3 separate regions of the Homo sapiens genome follow, and regions 1 and 3 are each linked to region 2. Evidence: read pairs that join two places in POLR2A ChIA-PET (ENCODE). Cell type or tissue: CD4-positive, alpha-beta T cell. All regions are shown on one strand.

Evidence for each region. ChIA-PET counts read pairs that join two places held together with the same protein. Peaks named below come from ENCODE experiments on the same cell type or tissue, not always from the same donor. Only the 100,000 strongest peaks of a DNase experiment are listed, where the experiment ranks them.
Region 1: POLR2A ChIA-PET joins it to region 2 with 15 read pairs; 11 of 35 experiments call an interaction of 5 or more read pairs at or near these places.
Region 3: POLR2A ChIA-PET joins it to region 2 with 13 read pairs; 20 of 35 experiments call an interaction of 5 or more read pairs at or near these places.

The regions. Positions count from the first base shown.
Region 1 is chr1:19,461,185-19,466,184 of GRCh38, reverse strand. All of the region lies in intron 1 of CAPZB (capping actin protein of muscle Z-line subunit beta), which reads left to right. Among named protein-coding and RNA genes, the nearest start is that of CAPZB, 22 kb to the left of the region's middle. RefSeq lists enhancers at 4,276-4,776, 4,777-5,000. In CD4-positive, alpha-beta T cell, no CTCF peak of the experiment used is centred here; a DNase peak (open chromatin) is centred at 2,814; H3K4me3 peaks cover 1,329 bases; H3K27ac peaks cover 4,345 bases.
Region 2 is chr1:19,389,167-19,394,166 of GRCh38, reverse strand. The region is part of intron 2 of CAPZB (capping actin protein of muscle Z-line subunit beta); the gene reads left to right. Among named protein-coding and RNA genes, the nearest start is that of SLC66A1, 79 kb to the right of the region's middle. RefSeq lists enhancers at 993-1,132, 2,665-2,714. In CD4-positive, alpha-beta T cell, CTCF peaks have their summits at 2,442 and 2,648 (motif pointing left); DNase peaks (open chromatin) are centred at 2,736 and 3,026; H3K4me3 peaks cover 2,080 bases; H3K27ac peaks cover 2,647 bases.
Region 3 is chr1:19,474,419-19,479,418 of GRCh38, reverse strand. All of the region lies in intron 1 of CAPZB (capping actin protein of muscle Z-line subunit beta), which reads left to right. Among named protein-coding and RNA genes, the nearest start is that of CAPZB, 8.6 kb to the left of the region's middle. RefSeq lists an enhancer at 1,634-1,733. In CD4-positive, alpha-beta T cell, no CTCF peak of the experiment used is centred here; DNase peaks (open chromatin) are centred at 818, 1,368, 1,918 and 2,468; H3K4me3 peaks cover 2,097 bases; H3K27ac peaks cover 4,114 bases.

The DNA.
Region 1 (5,000 bases), 72 kb before region 2:
CACAGATTCACCTCTGAGTCTGATCCTCCACCCACCACACCTCAGCCTAAGTGCGTGCAGTGATTAGTGTCGCCTCTGTCCCAATAAAAGGGTTGTCCTTGGTCATGGATGGTAGCTGGGCTCCTGGGGCCAGACTGCCTGGGTTTAAATCTTTGTTCCCTTACACTTTTAGCTGTGTAGCCTTGGGCTTCACTTAACTCTCTGGGACTGGTTCCTTGTCATAGGATCGATTTGAGGCTAATTAAATGAGGTCAAGCAGGTAAGAAGGCCTGTCATACCTAGCACATATAGGGCTCCGTACATGTTGTTGGTCTTATCACTGTTAATGAGTTAATGCACGTCAAATGAGTCGTAGCACCTGGGACATAGTAAGTGCCCAATAAATGGTAGCTCTTGTCTTTATCACATGAGCCCAGAGGCCCAGGACAGGAGGCACTGGCTTCTGGGAGGAGAGGAGATAGATGGTTTTCTACATTCAGCTCTGGTTAGATCCAGAGGTTTTCATTCTCCCCACCCTCTAAGCTTTTGGTGCCTATATCCCTGACCAACAGGAACCCAGCAATGGACCACACCACTTCTACCTGAGCCATTGCACAGAGTCACCTCTGCAGTTGGCTTTGAAAGAATTAGAGCTCAAGTTTGGAATAGGCAATTCAGTCACAGGTTTCAAAAATAAAAATATATACATTGTCTTAGTCTGTTTGGGCTCCTGGAACAAATACCTTAAACTGAATAATTTGTACACAACAGAAATTGATTACTCACAGTTCTGAAGGCTGGGAAGTCCGTAAGCAAGGTCTTGGCAGACTCAGTGTTTGGCAAAGGCTTGTTCTCTGCATCATAGACAGCGCCTCACATGGTGGAAGGGGCTGGCCAGCTCCCCTGGGCCTCTTATAGGGGCATTAATGTCATTCATGAAGGTGGGGCCCTCATGATCTAATCACCTCTTAAAGGCCTCACCTCTTAACTCTGGCATTGGGGATTATGTTTCAGCATATGAATTTTGAGGGGGTACCAGCATTCAGACCACAACACACATAAAACACTGCCTTCTCTTCTCACATGCCCAGTGTCTTCCACTCTCCCCTGCCAACCACAGCTAAGATTTCTAGGGTCTTCTTTTTTTTGTTTTTAATCAGGGTATTATTTGCAAGTAATAAAATTAACCAGCTTTAAGTGTACAGTTTGAGTTTTGGTACTAATCATGTTGCCACCACCACAATCGAGTTATAGAACAGTTTCCTCACCCTAAAAAGTCCCTTCATGCCCCTTTGGCCCTTTTCCCCCTCCTAGACAGCCTTGTTCCCCATCCCTAGACAACCACTGATCTGCTTTGTCACCGCGGTTTTGCCTTTTCTATAATTGTAAATAAATGGAAGCAGATAGTATGGAGTCTTTTGTGTTTGACCTCTTTCGTGTAACATGATTTATTTGATTCATTCATGTTGCATGTATTAATATTTCCTTTTCTTGCTGTAGAGCATTCCATAGTATTCCATGGTATGGACGTACCATTCAGCAGTTGATGAACATTTGGGTTGCCTCCAGTTTTTGGATGTTGAGAGTAAATCTGTTATAAATCTTCACAGATAGGGCCGGGTGCGGTGGCTTACACCTGTAATCCCAGCATTTTGGGAGGCCGAGGCGGGTGGATCACGAGGTCAAGAGATCGAGACCATCCTGGCTAACAACGGTGAAACCCCGTCTCTACTAGAAATACAAAAAATTAGCCGGGCATGGTGGCGGGCACCTGTAGTCCCAGCTACTCGGGAGGCTGAGGCAGGAGAATGGCGTGAACCCGGGAGGTGGAGCTTGCAGTGAGCCGAGATTGCACCACTGCACTCCAGCCTGGGCGACAGAGCGAGACTCCATCTCAAAAAAAAAAAAAAAAAAAATCTTCAGAGATAAGCTTTTATGTGGACTTTTTCTTTTTCGGTTTTCTTTCTTCCTTTCCTCCTTTGCTCCTCTCTTTCTTTTCTCTTTTCTTTCTTCCCTTTTTCGACAGAGTCTTGCTCTGTTGCCCAGGCTGGAGTGCAGTGGCATGATCTTGGCTCACTACAACCTCTGTCTCCCAGGTTAAAGCAATTCTCCTGCCTCAGCCTCCTGAGTAGCTGAGATTACAGGTGTGCACCACCACATCCAGCTAATTTTTTTTTTTTTTTTTGTATTTTTAGTAGAGATAGGGGTTCACCATGTTGGCCCGGCTCAAACTCCTGGTCTCAAGTGATCTGCCCACCTTGACCTTCCAAAATGTTGGGATTACAGGCATAAGCCACCGTGCCTGGCCTGCTGTCCTCATTTCTTTAGGCATAACAAGCAAATACAAATATATTTCATTTCTCCTCTTTTTAACATAGAGGGTGAAATATTATCCACGTTTCTCCACCCTGTGTGCTTTGAAAGGGCCTCACCTCCAGATGAGAAGATGCATATGAAGTCTTTATAACTTGGCCATGTGTTCTAGTGTCCCAGGAGCTAAGGGTGCCAAGTGGTCTTCCTGGCTCCTGGAGTGTGTACCAGCCTCCTGGGGCCTCAAAGGAAAGTGGTGGAGGTGGGCATGGTGGCCACTGGCCCAGCAGCAAGGCTGGCACCCTGGGCAGTTCCAGCTCACAGGGCCTTTTGCTCTCCCAACCATTTAAGGTGGGGAGTAAGGTTATGTGAGCTTAGGTGGGGTCATAGAGTATTTTGGTATTCTGATGCCAAAATTTAACTGTAAAGGAAATGAGCCTGTTTACTGACTTCTAAGAAATCACATCCTTTTGCAAAACCACAGGTGTTTTGCAGAAGCAGCCGACCCAGTCTTTTATGGCACTCTTATGTAAGTGAGGCTTGGCCAGCGGTTGCCGAACTGTGTTAAAGAATGCTCAGTTTGCTGGTGTGGAGAAGAGCGGCACAAGTGAGGTGTTTGCACAGAACACATTTTCATAAAATCCTGTGTACTCTCACCTGCCCTCAGACCCCAGACATTGCCCTGTAGACCCGCGCAGCCACCTAATAATACTCTATTTGAACTTTCTGAGGGAGATTGGACTTGACAGGAATATGCAGATTTGCATAATAAAGCAAGGCTAACGAGGTCTTTCCCTTCCTGCTGCCTTGCAATAGGATTTAGGAAACTAAATCTGCTGGATGAGAACAGAAATTACACATTAATGATATCTTCTCTTTGCAGCTGTGCTGTCCACTGGAACTTTCTGTGATGATGGAAATGTTCTATATCTGGGCTGTTCCATAATCACTATCCACATACAGCTCTTGAGCACTTGAAATGTGGCTAGTGTGATTGAGGAACTGAATATTTGGTTTTATTTCATTTTAGTGGACTGAAATTTCAGTATCAGTGAATTCAATTTGATAAATTGAAATTATCGAAGGCTAGTGGCTGCCTTAGCGAACAGTGCGGGTGCTGATGAATGTTGACTCCCATTGAGAACTTTTCTTTAAAGAATTCTTCTGGATAGGAGCCAGAGGGAATGCCATTCAACTGGACCTGTTTTTAACTGTTTTGAAGCACATTAGGTGAATAGGTGAATATGTTGTTTCATATGTGGTTATTATTTATTCAATGCGCTTACTTCGTGCCTACTATTTTTTAAACACTGCAGTAAATGCTGTTGGACTATCAGGAGTTATCTAACATGCTTACCCTCCTTGGGCCTCAGTTTCCCCACCTGTATTGAGGGTTTGGACCAGATGACTTTTTTTAATTTTAATTTTTTTTTTTTTTGAGACGGAGTCTCACTCTGTCGCCCAGGCTAGAGTGCAGTGGCACGATCTCAGCTCACTGCAAGCTCCGCCTCCCAGGTTCACGCCATTCTCCTGCCTCAGCCTCCTGAGTAGCTGGGACTACAGGCGCCCGCCACCACGCCTGGCTAATTTTTTTTTTTTGTATTTTTAGTAGAGACGGGGTTTCACCGTGTTAGCCAGGATGGTCTCAATCTCCTGACCTCGTGATCCACCTGCCTCGGCCTCCCAAAGTGCTAGTATTACAGGCATGAGCCACCGCGCCTGGCCTTAATTTTTTTTTTTTAAAGAGATGGGGTATCTTGCCCAGGCTGGAGTGCAGTGGCTCATTCACAGGTGTGATCACAGCTCACTGCAGCCTCAAAGCCCTGGGCTCAGGTGATCCTCCTTCCTCAGCCTCCTGAGTAGCCGAGACTGCAGGTCCCTTCTTGTGCAGTCATTTTTATGATTGTATCATTAATAGAATCAGTAGTAATAGCACATATTTATTCATTGCTGTGTGCCAGAGACAGTATTCAAGACATTAAGTCAATGCATCATCTCACTTAAATGTAATGACTTAATCTTCATTCACCCCAGTGAGCTAGGTGTTATTATCCTAGTTTTAGAGACAAGAAAACTGAGGCTCAGTGAGGGTAGGTAATTCGCCTGTTATGATGTTTCTGGTGATCCATAGCATTCGGATTCCTACTCAGGCTTGCCCCATTCCAAACTCTTCTTCAGTTAAGTATTTATGCAGTGGCTTCTAAAAGATAGATTTCGTTTCCATAAACACTTAAAACTCTTATTTTAAGTAAAAGTTCCATCAGGTTTTTACAAAAATAGATTTTACCCTAGTGCTCAAGTCAAGGGGGCAATGGCCCTGCGGGTTTAGGATTTAGGATGAGGTGAGCAGGAAGCATGCGTGGAAGCCAGCTCATGCCCCTCATGCATATTCACGAAGGGCCTGCTTCTGTGAAACAGACCCCGACTGGAGTGCCTCTGGATGCCCATGCTCAGCTCAGGCTGGGTGAAGCTCCGCCTCAGCCAGGAGCTCCAAGGAGTGGCAGGTGGGTCGGGGGAGAGAGAAGGAGGCAGAGCCTGGTCCTACAACGTTCAGTTGTCCCTCTGTGTGACCTATGCTGAGGGTTGCCAGTTTGCAAAGCAACAGTGACCTATGCTGAGGCTTGCCAGTTTGGACCTGAAAGTGGGCTCCACCCCCTGCTTACTAGCTGGGTGACCTTGTGCAAGTCCCTTCACCTCTCTAAGCCCATATG
Region 2 (5,000 bases):
TAGCTGGGCATGGTGGTGCACACTTATAATCCCAGCTACTCATGAGGCTGAGGCAGGAGAATCACTTGAACCTGGGAGGCAGAGGTTGCAGTGAGCCGAGATCGCGCCACTGCACTCCAGCCTGGGCAACAGAGCGAGACTTCGTCTCAAAAACAAAACAAAACAAAAAAATATGGCCCTCAGCGCCAAGTGACTTCTTAAAGAGGAGAGAGGCTGGACCTGGAAGTGTCCTCTTGTGTGTGGCCCTGGCAGGCGGGGGGCCAGTTTCTCACTAGGCTCTGCTGGGCAGTAGGCACTGAGCCCCTGCCCACACGCCAGGAGTCCCCGAGGCCCAGAGTGGAAAGGTCACATGTCGGATCTGCTGTGGGCTGTGGGCTGTGGTGAGGGGCAGGAGAGCCCAGCCCTGCAGCCCTTCCCAGGCGACCCCAGGCACCTTGGGTCTGCCGTGACCGGGCACTTGGGGGAAAAAGCTTTGGTCCTCACAGTCCCATAATTCCCCCAATTCTATTCTTTTTTCCTCCCCTGTCCCCTGAGCCTGACTGGGGATGGGGGCAGCTCGCCTTGTTGACCCGGTGGGGCCTGGTCTTTGGAAGAGCTGGGTCAGTCTCAAATTGAGATTCTCATTCCTCTCCACCTCGTGTTGGCTGGGACAGCCGGGGCCAGCAGCTTCCCCGTGCCTGGGTTTTCTCATCCACAGGTTGGGGGGTGCCCTCAATCCTGCCTCCGAATAGGTGCGCCATACCCTAGCTCACGTGGCTATTATCCTAAGGAGATATGTTTTGATGCTTCCTGGGGTGAGCGGGAGCCCCTGGGGTCCCCCTCTGGTTACTCAGGGGTACCACTTGCCTGAGTCTCTGGGAGCACAGCTGCTTCCCGTCCAAAAACAAGCTTGGCCACCCGGGTGTGACTTTCAGGCCCGGCGCGAAGCTGCCGCCTGTGCAGGTGCCTTCTCATTGCAGAGGTGGCCATGCTCAGAGAGCCATTAGGCAAAATGGGTCGGAAGCTCCAGCCTCGGCTACATGAAGCTGTGCTTCCGTGGCTCAGTGTTCCTAATGACAAACTGGGGTCCCTGTAACGAAGCTGCCCTTGGGGAGTTGGGGAGCAGGCTTGTGTTTTCTCTACACTAAGTAGTGGTGGTGGGGTGGGGATTCCTGCATCTCTCATAGGCTGGTGGAGGCCATGTGTCCATCTGGACAGACCGGTGAAGGGAGCCCCACTGAAGGGATCCTGACCTGGAGGCCATCTCCCTAGGCGAGGACAGCCAGCTTGCAGGCCCTCACTGGGAGGCCTTTCCCAGCATGTGCTCTTGTACCTTTTTGAATTCTGACCTATGTGAATGTATTACCTATTATACATAAGTAAACACTTTTTTTCTTGAGTCAGGTTCTTACTCTGTCACCCAGGCTGGAGTACTGTGGTGCAAACACGGCTCACTGCAGCCTCGACTTCCCGGGTTCAAACAATCCTCCCACCCTAGCCTCCTGAGTAGCTGGGACTACAGGAACATGCCACCATGCCTGGCTATTTTTATTATTATTATTTTAGTAGGGACGGAGTCTTGCCCTGTTGCCCAGGCTGGTCTCGAACTCTTGATCTCAAGCGAGCCACCGCAGCTGGCCTTTTTTTTTTTTTTTTTTTAATTCTTAAGAAAAGCAGTGTGCCAGGGCCTGCCCTCACACTTGGAGTGACCCAGGAGGTGCTGCGTGCTGCCTCACTGGGTCTCACTCCAGCCGCGCTTTGCTCCTCTCTGTTCTTGCACTTGCCTCAGTGGCCTCTGCAGCAGAGCCTCATGCCAGCTCTTCCCTCTTCTTGGGATGCCCCTGTTATTTTTCCCTGCAGTCTTGGAGGGCCGGCTCCTTGGTCATTATTCACATGTCATCTCTGTGCCACCTCCTAGACTGCTGACTTGCCCCCACAGCAACCCCCTTCTGTCGTCTCCTGCAGGTTCGCTTCCTGCCTCTTTTTTTTTTTTTTTTTTTACCTTGAGACAGAGTCTCTCTGTGTCGCACAGGCTACAGTGCAGTGACACAGTCTTGGCTCACGGCAACCTCTATCTCCCAGATTCAAGTGATTCTCCTGCTTCGGCCTCCTGAGTAGCTGGGATTATAGGCATGCACCACCACACCTGGCTAATTTTTGTATATTTTTAGTAGAGATGGGGTTTTGCCACATTGGCCAGGCTGGTCTTGAACTCCTGAACTCAAGTGATCCACCCTCCTCAGCCTCCCAAAGTGCTGGTTACAGGCGTGAGCCACCATGCCTGGCCTACCCTTGCCTCTTGGAGATGCCTCTGTGGCTGGACTTTGCTGTCAGAGCAGGGCCGCCCATGTCCATCTCTTCCCGTGCTGAGCCCTTGCACCTGACACGGGCCTGGAGCGGGCATTCGGGGTTTATGGAACAGTGTGAATTTCTCCTTGACATGGATGTTGTAACCCCCAGTTCCAGAGACTTAGGAAGGTTACACTCAGCCAGCAAGTGACTGACCGAGGATTTGAACCTGTTCGGTTTCGAGGTTGGTGTTTTTACAGAATGCCACACTGTATATTTTGTTTCTGACACGAGTGTATGTGCCACTTGAAATGCTCTTTTATCTTTTTAAGAAAGTTTTGGGCCTTCTGGAAAAATAAAAGGAACAAATTGTCACAGAGCCCTCTGCTGGACGTCGGCAGCTGCAGCATTCTGGCGTGGCAGTTTCCTCTGAGTGCACCCAAGTACGCAGAATCTGTTTTTGATTCCTATCTTGCTGGTGGTGGGCTCTCGGCCAACAGGCAGATCAAAAGATGGAATGTGTTCATTTGGCCATTTTTTAAAAAACCGAGGTACAAGGGTGCACTTCTTAAAGACAAGGGCGCCGTGGGTTAGACTCCGTGGGTCTGAGCTGCTCTGGCTTTTGTGCTTTTTTTAAGGGTTCATCTCAAGTTTCTTTTTCTGGTTGAACAATTTTTTTCAACATTAATAACTAATGGAGAAGAGGAAGAGGCAAAGTAGAACCATATGGCGGCACAAACACGAACCTCACTTGTGGCCGGAAACTTCTGATTTGTATCTCTTCGTGTGATCAGCTGTTGGGTTGGATGATTTAAGAAAAAAAAAAAGTGTTCAGTTTGGGAAAAGCAGTTTCTTTTTGAACCTAGCTGTGCTGTATATAACTGCATGTCCTTCCTCAGACATTGGCCCGTAGCTGCGTGGCTCCGGTCAAGTTATTTCTCTAAGGCCCTGTTTCCCCTTCTTTAAAACAAGGACTGGAGTGCGTGTCTGTGTGAAGAGCCATTGTCAGGATCATAGGGAAGGGCAGGGAGAGCTGCTAGCATAGTGCCTGCCACGCAGGGCAGGGCTATTACGATCACCTGGTCCTTCCACGGATTATTATTCAGGTGTCACCTGAGGCCGTTGCCAATGGCATCCTAGTCTCTCCCTTACCTTCTACCTTCTGGGGTTTTTTCTTTTCCCTGCCCTAGTTCACTTTACCCACTCCCCACCCGTCTTTCCAGTGGCCTCCTGGGTACCACCGAGCCCGGCAAAAGTATCGGTGGTGAAGGACTTGTGGCTCCTGCTCCCTGGGGTGGGCACACTCCTGTGGCAGCAGAGGAACTGGTGGAGCCCTGAACTCCCACCAGAAAGACGGCAGGCACTGTCCTGACCAGTGTAGTGTTTATTATTCCAAGTCACTGGGAATTATGTTTAAATCCCCCCAACAGCCTGGATTGGTCTGACACCTTTGGTGTTATCTGAACCTTCCCTCCAAGGCCGTTAGGCAGTTCAGATGGGTGGTTTAGACAGAAACCATCCGGCTGCCGCGTGTCAGCACCGCTCCTCCTCCTCAGAGGCCCTCCCTGGCTTTGGAGGCGACAGAGCCAGTGCCACATGCACCCCAAAGTGAACTCTCGGCTTTGTTTGGACCTGTCGTTTCATTTAAATCACTGTACAAACCCATGGTCTGTGACACTTAATGTGATTTCTTCCACTGCTCTAAGCACTCGACATGAGTAGGGGGCGGGGGCCGGGGTTCAGATGAGTGTAGGGACTGGTTAGATTACAGAGATACACTGCCTTCATTCTGGTTCTGTAATATGGCCTCAGACCACAGGATTAATATCCACTTACATGGAATCAGCATGCATTGACTGATCCCTGCTGCAGCGGGCGTGATGCTGCGCTGAGGCTGGAGGGCCTGTCTTGGCCTCTGTAGGTGTGGAGTCAATTCACAATGAAAAATGCTAAGTGGTGAGGAAGGAGTAAGGTGAAAGTCATTGGCAGTATTAGAACAGCCATCCCCAAAGCATTTAGGATTCAGTTGATATTAGTGTTACTGCAGGAATTCTGAAGAATTTGACATCTTGATAAAGAAGTTGGAGTTTGGGCCAGGCCCTGAAGGATCAGTAAGATTTAAGAGAGCAGTGGGGATTGGCTGTCAGATTTAGCAAATAAAAATACATGGCCTGGCCAGGCGCAGTGGCTCACACCTGTAATCCTAGCACTTTGGGTGGCCGAGGTGGGTGGATCATGAGGTTAGGAGATAGAGACCATCCTGGCTAACGTGGTGAAACCCCATCTTTACTAAAAATAGAAAAATTAGCTGGGCGTGGTGGCACACACCTGTAATCCCAGCTACTCGGGAGGCTGAGGCAGGAGAATGGCATGAACCTGGGAGGCGGAGCTTGCAGTGAGCCGAGATCGCGCCACTGCACTCCAGCCTGGGTGACAGAGCTGGACTCCATCTCATTGAGAAAAAAAAAACACACGACCCATGTAACCTTTAGGAAGTAGTCATACTAAAATGTTATTCATTGTGTATCTGAAATTCAGACTGAACTGGCCTCCCTCTGTTTTATCCAGCAACCCTCAATGGGGAAGATGTTTAAGTGGGGGAATGCACGTGCATGTTCAGGGAGTGGTGAATGGGACCGTGTGGTTGTTTGAGGAGTTTCGGGCAGAGGTGGAGGGACGGCGTGGGTATGAGACGGGATCAGTGATGGTGCCAGGTCGTGACTAATGCACCT
Region 3 (5,000 bases), 85 kb before region 2:
AACTGAATGGGGATTTCAGTCTGGGTAGCCCAGTGATCCATCCAGCCAGTGACTCTGTGACTGCAGGTGGCACCAAGTTCAGCCTGATGCACACAGCATTAGGTTCTGGTGCCTAAGACACCAGTCTGCTGAGGGAGATGGTGGGGTGGCGGGCTCTGCATGGCAGCTGTAGGAATAACAGAAGCTAGTTTTTTTTTGTTTGTTTGTTTGAGACAGAGTCTCGCTCTGCCACCTAGGCTGGAGTACAGTGGCACGATCTCGACTCCCTGCAACCTCCGTCTCCTAGACTCAGGGAATTCTCTTGCCTCAGCCTCCCAAGTAGCTGGGACTACAGGTGCGTACCACCATGCCTAGCTAATTTTTTGTATTTTTAGTAGAGACAGGGTTTCACCATGTTGGCCAGGCTGGTCTTGAACGCCTGGCCTCATGATCTGCCTGCCTCAGCCTCCCAAAGTGCTGGGGATTACAGGCATGAGCCACTGTACTTGGCCAGGAGCTAGTTTTGACTGATGACTTTTTAATATTCCAGCCAGCCCTACGAGGCAGATTCTCATGTCACCCTCATTATGCAGGTGAGGAAACCGAGGCCCACCTGGCAGTCCTGGCACTGCGCTATGCTCCCTTTAGTGATTTTTTTCCATCGGGTCATTCATTCCGTGGATGTCTACTGAGCAGTCAGGTAGACCTAATAGAATATGCCATCTGAGTCTTAAGGTTAAATGGAGGAAGCGGGTGGAAGCAAGTATGTCCAAAGTTCTGAAAGACTCAGGAGTGAGTGCAGAACCAGCCTGGGGAAGTCCACAGCGTCAGACAGGCAGGGAGGCTGCTTGCCTGCGTTTTTCCGTGCTTCCTCCTATGGTCACCCCACATGTTTCTGACATCTCTGGATGCTTGTGAACAGGAGCCTTTGCCTACAACTTTCTAGTGTTAGGTTTTCAGTTGTGTCGTCACGTGTCTTGTAAGGCAACAACCCTGGTGGTTGCCATTCACCTGGCACGTAGTGATGATTGTGAGGACTGAGTTTATGTGTGGAAAGTGTAGACGATGCCTGGCACGTTGTAAGTGCAGTAGGAGTGTTATCTCTTATTATTGTGGTTATTCTGTTAACATGGATGGATGATAGGTGGTGTTTCATTTAACTTCCCAACCAGCCTGGAAGGCAGGTGCTAGTTCCTTCTTCTGAGACTCCAAGATGTAGAGTCCCTTGCCCAAGGAGAGTGGTCTTAAGGGGCTCATTCTGTTTAAACACCAGACTGCTGAAAACAGCAGCCCAGGGTTTCTGGTCTCAAGAGCTCTTACCACATTGCAGCTTGGAAGCAGTTGTTACCACTGGCTCAGACCCCGCACTTCTCCACCCTCTGCTTCAATTGCTCTGTGCAGCTTCCTCTTCTAGTGCTGAACTCAGCATGATGCTCCTGAGTTAGGCTCGGTATCTTATTTAACAGTGTTTGGGCTTGCTGTCTCAGAGCCCTAGTAAGTGGATTCAGGCATCGTATTTACCAAGTGAAGTACTTTAACTTAAAATAGAAAGTTAAACCAGGTGCTGTGGTGTGTGTCAGTGGTCCCAGCTACTCAGGAGGCTGAGGTGGGAGGATCGCTTGGGCCCAGGAGTTCAAGGCCAACCTGGGCAACATAGTAAGACCCCATCTTTCTTTCAAAAAAAGTTATGAAAAGATGCTTTTGCATTGCACCCTATCTGCTGGAGCTTCCAATTAGAATTGAGCCAGTGGCATTTTCCGGTGGTACCGGTGCCCTTTTCCCTTCTCAGTTGCAGCAGTGATTGGCAGGTAGAGTGTTGCTGCTGAAGGCTTCTCCGTCGTGAGGCTTTGACCCTGATGGGCTGTCGTTGGTTTCACATGAGTGGGCTCCCTGCGTTGCAGTTTTGTGCTCAGAAACTGGAAGGAGGAGCCTTAATCCACCACATCCTTCTGGTGTGAAAAGTCTTGAGACACTGAGGAACTCAGACTCCAAAAGAGCAGCGGCCAGGCTTGGCTGTTAGTTCCTCTGCTGAGAATTTCCAATGTGAGCTGTTGTCATGTCCTCAGTGTATACCCTCCAGACACCTTCTATCCTGAAATCTCTTTTGGGCACAGGGTGGTGTGGACCCCTGGTTGTCCTGAGATTTGAGACCTTGTTCAGGCAGAGAGGATGGGCTGGGGTGTGGTTAAGCAGAGTCCATTCTTGGTCTTGAGGAGTGCACTCATGGCACAGGCATCAGGGGATGCCATGAAATGAAGGATACCTTCAGTCTGTAGGCTGGTATTGAGTGTTCACTCACAGAGTGGCCCCTTCCTTCTGCCAGTATTTACCGGATGCCCACAGTCATTGTCTGTAATTCTCTCAACACCAACCCTGTGAGGTCTGTTTCCTCATTTTGCAGATAAGGAAACCGGAGCTCAGAGAGGTGTAGTAACTTGCTGAAGGGCCCCCAGCTAGTTAATGGCAGTTGCCATGGAGGTCCAGGTCCACCGCACTCAGCGCATGCTGATGGAATTCCCCTCTCCTGCCTCTCTGGCACCAGCCCATGGGGATGTTTATTTTATAGATGAGGAAACTGGGGCCGAGAGGTTCCCCTGTACGTCTAGCCACAGTGGCTGAAGAGGTCTGGGTTTTGTTTAGGAGGTTTTTTTGGTTCCACTTGTTGAAATGCAAGGAGATGGAACTTTGTGAACTGCAATCTGTTTTCCAAAAGATAGCCACTCAGCTGAAAGGGCGAGATAGTCTTAGCCTAGCGTCGGCCACTGTGTGGCTTGGCCTACTGGACAGGACGGTTCTTTGTGCAGTAGTGTCAGTGTCCCTGGCTCTTCCTGCCTGTGACGTGAGTGGCAGCAGCACATCTTAATCATTGCGACAGCCCTCCATGGGGACTATTGGGTGACAAAGCCTTGCAGGATCCTTTGGCTTTTTCCTATGAAGCCCCATCCCAGCCCTGGTCACCATATACAGTGTAAGATGCAGGGATTCTGAGAGGAAAGACAAAATTGGCCTGTTTGATTGATTGATTGAGACAGGGTCTCATTCTGTTGCCCAGGCTGGAGTGCATGGTTCCATCTTGGCTCACTGTAGCCTCAGCCTCCTCGGCTCAAGCAGTCCTCCCCCTTCAGCCTCTCATGCAGCTGGGATAACAGGCATGTGCCACAGTGCCTGCCAGCTGGGATAACAGGCATGTGCCACAGTGCCTGCCTGCCTGCCTATCTATCTATCTATCTATCTATCTATCTATCTATCTATCTATCTATCTATCTATCTACTTATTTTTTAGAGACAGAGTCTTACTTTGTTGCCCAGGCTGGTCTCGAACTTGTGGGCTCAAGGGATCCTCCCGCCTTGACCTTCTAAAATGCTGAGATTATGGGCGTGAAGCCACCATGCCTGGCCAAAATTGGCCTGTTTTAGTAGTTACCTGAGCTCAGGCAGATCGAGTTGGTTACCCTTGTTCTGCCTGGTAAGTTTGTTTCTTATCCTTAGGAGGGAAGATGAAAAATCCTGGCTCTCAGTCTTGGGGTGCTGAAGCAGTGTTACACACTGGCCCTGACACAGCCATTGCTCTACAGGTGTTAGATGAATGACTGAATGTCCAGTAGGTCCTTAATAAATGTAAGAATCCCTCCCTCCATTAGGTTGAACCATATGAAGTTGCCATTTTCCTAGGTAAAAAAGGGTTGAATTAACCAGCCTTTCATGTGGTTCAACCTAATACAGACTAAACACTGGGGCCAGGCAATTCCACTGTGAGACTAGCCATGTCCAGATCTCTGGGCCTGAGCTCTCGGCCAAGCCTGGCTTCTCCTAGGGCCTACCCAGTTGTCAGTGTCAGGCTCTCAGTCGAGAACAGAGGAGCCGAGCGGGGTCTGCCCCCGAGATGGGGCAGTGCTCTCTTGAGCGGTTCTGCTGCTCAGGACTGCCCCAGTGGTGCTGGCCTTGTCAGGGTTTGGCCGTGGTGGGAGCCGTGATCCTAACAGCAGCTGACATTTACTGAACGCTGTGCACATGGTGGGCGCTGAGCGCTTGGCCTGAAGTCACACTGGTGGCTTTCTTGGAGTTTCTATGTGATCCCAGGCAGTCATGATTCCTAGTCCAGGGGCAGTGAAGGGCAGACTCTGGAGCCAGAGAGCCTGGCTTCAGGTCCAAGATGTATAGACCAGGGCAGTTCCCTTCACTCTGTGCCTCCATCTCCTTGTCTAAGAAATGGTGAGCATAAAAGTAGATATTTCTGATGGATTTTATGAGGATTAAATGAGTTAATATGTGTAAAGCCAGGCAAGTGTTAACCATAATTATTAACATTAACCACAACACGATGTTATTATCAGTGACATGGACTCGTAGTGTGTTATTAGAGCCGGAAGGGTCTTCGCATGTGGACACTCCCTTTGCTTTGTGTTGGGAGCTTGGACTTAGTGTGGACACCTGATCTCCCGCCTCCTCCATAGCTCCCTGCAGGTCCTTGTCAGTTCTGGGCCTCGCAGACCATGCACCTGCCTCTCCATGAACAAGTTGTTTGAAATGGTGCTTTTGTTTCAGGTGATAATACAAGTCACTCTTCTGGAAGACTTAATTTTTTTGTTTCTCTGGGTGTAAGTGGCCCACCCAGGCATGCCAGTTACATTTGGTACCCAGAGCCTTTGAGGCAGCCAAAGTATGGTGCCTTTAGATGCTCCTCGTCACCCGCACGACCCCCTCAACAGGTACTGTGTTTATTTTCTGGTCCATTTTCTCCTCTTGTGAAGGTGGCAGGTCTTCCTAGGCACTCTCAGCTTCTACTAACCCGTTTGCATTGGTAAACTGCCCCGTACTTACAAGCTGCCCTGCTTCAGGGTTTGATATTTCATTTTAAGGGCAGGTGTTTGATTCTAAGGCATGTGAAGTGTCAGGGTTTAGGTTTAAGAAGGGGGCAAGATAAAGGAATGCAGGAAGAAAAATAGGGCTTGTTGGAAGGCAGCCTGGGGTAGTATAGCGAAAGGAGCCTCCCAGATCCACACCCCACTGTGGCTGCTTAT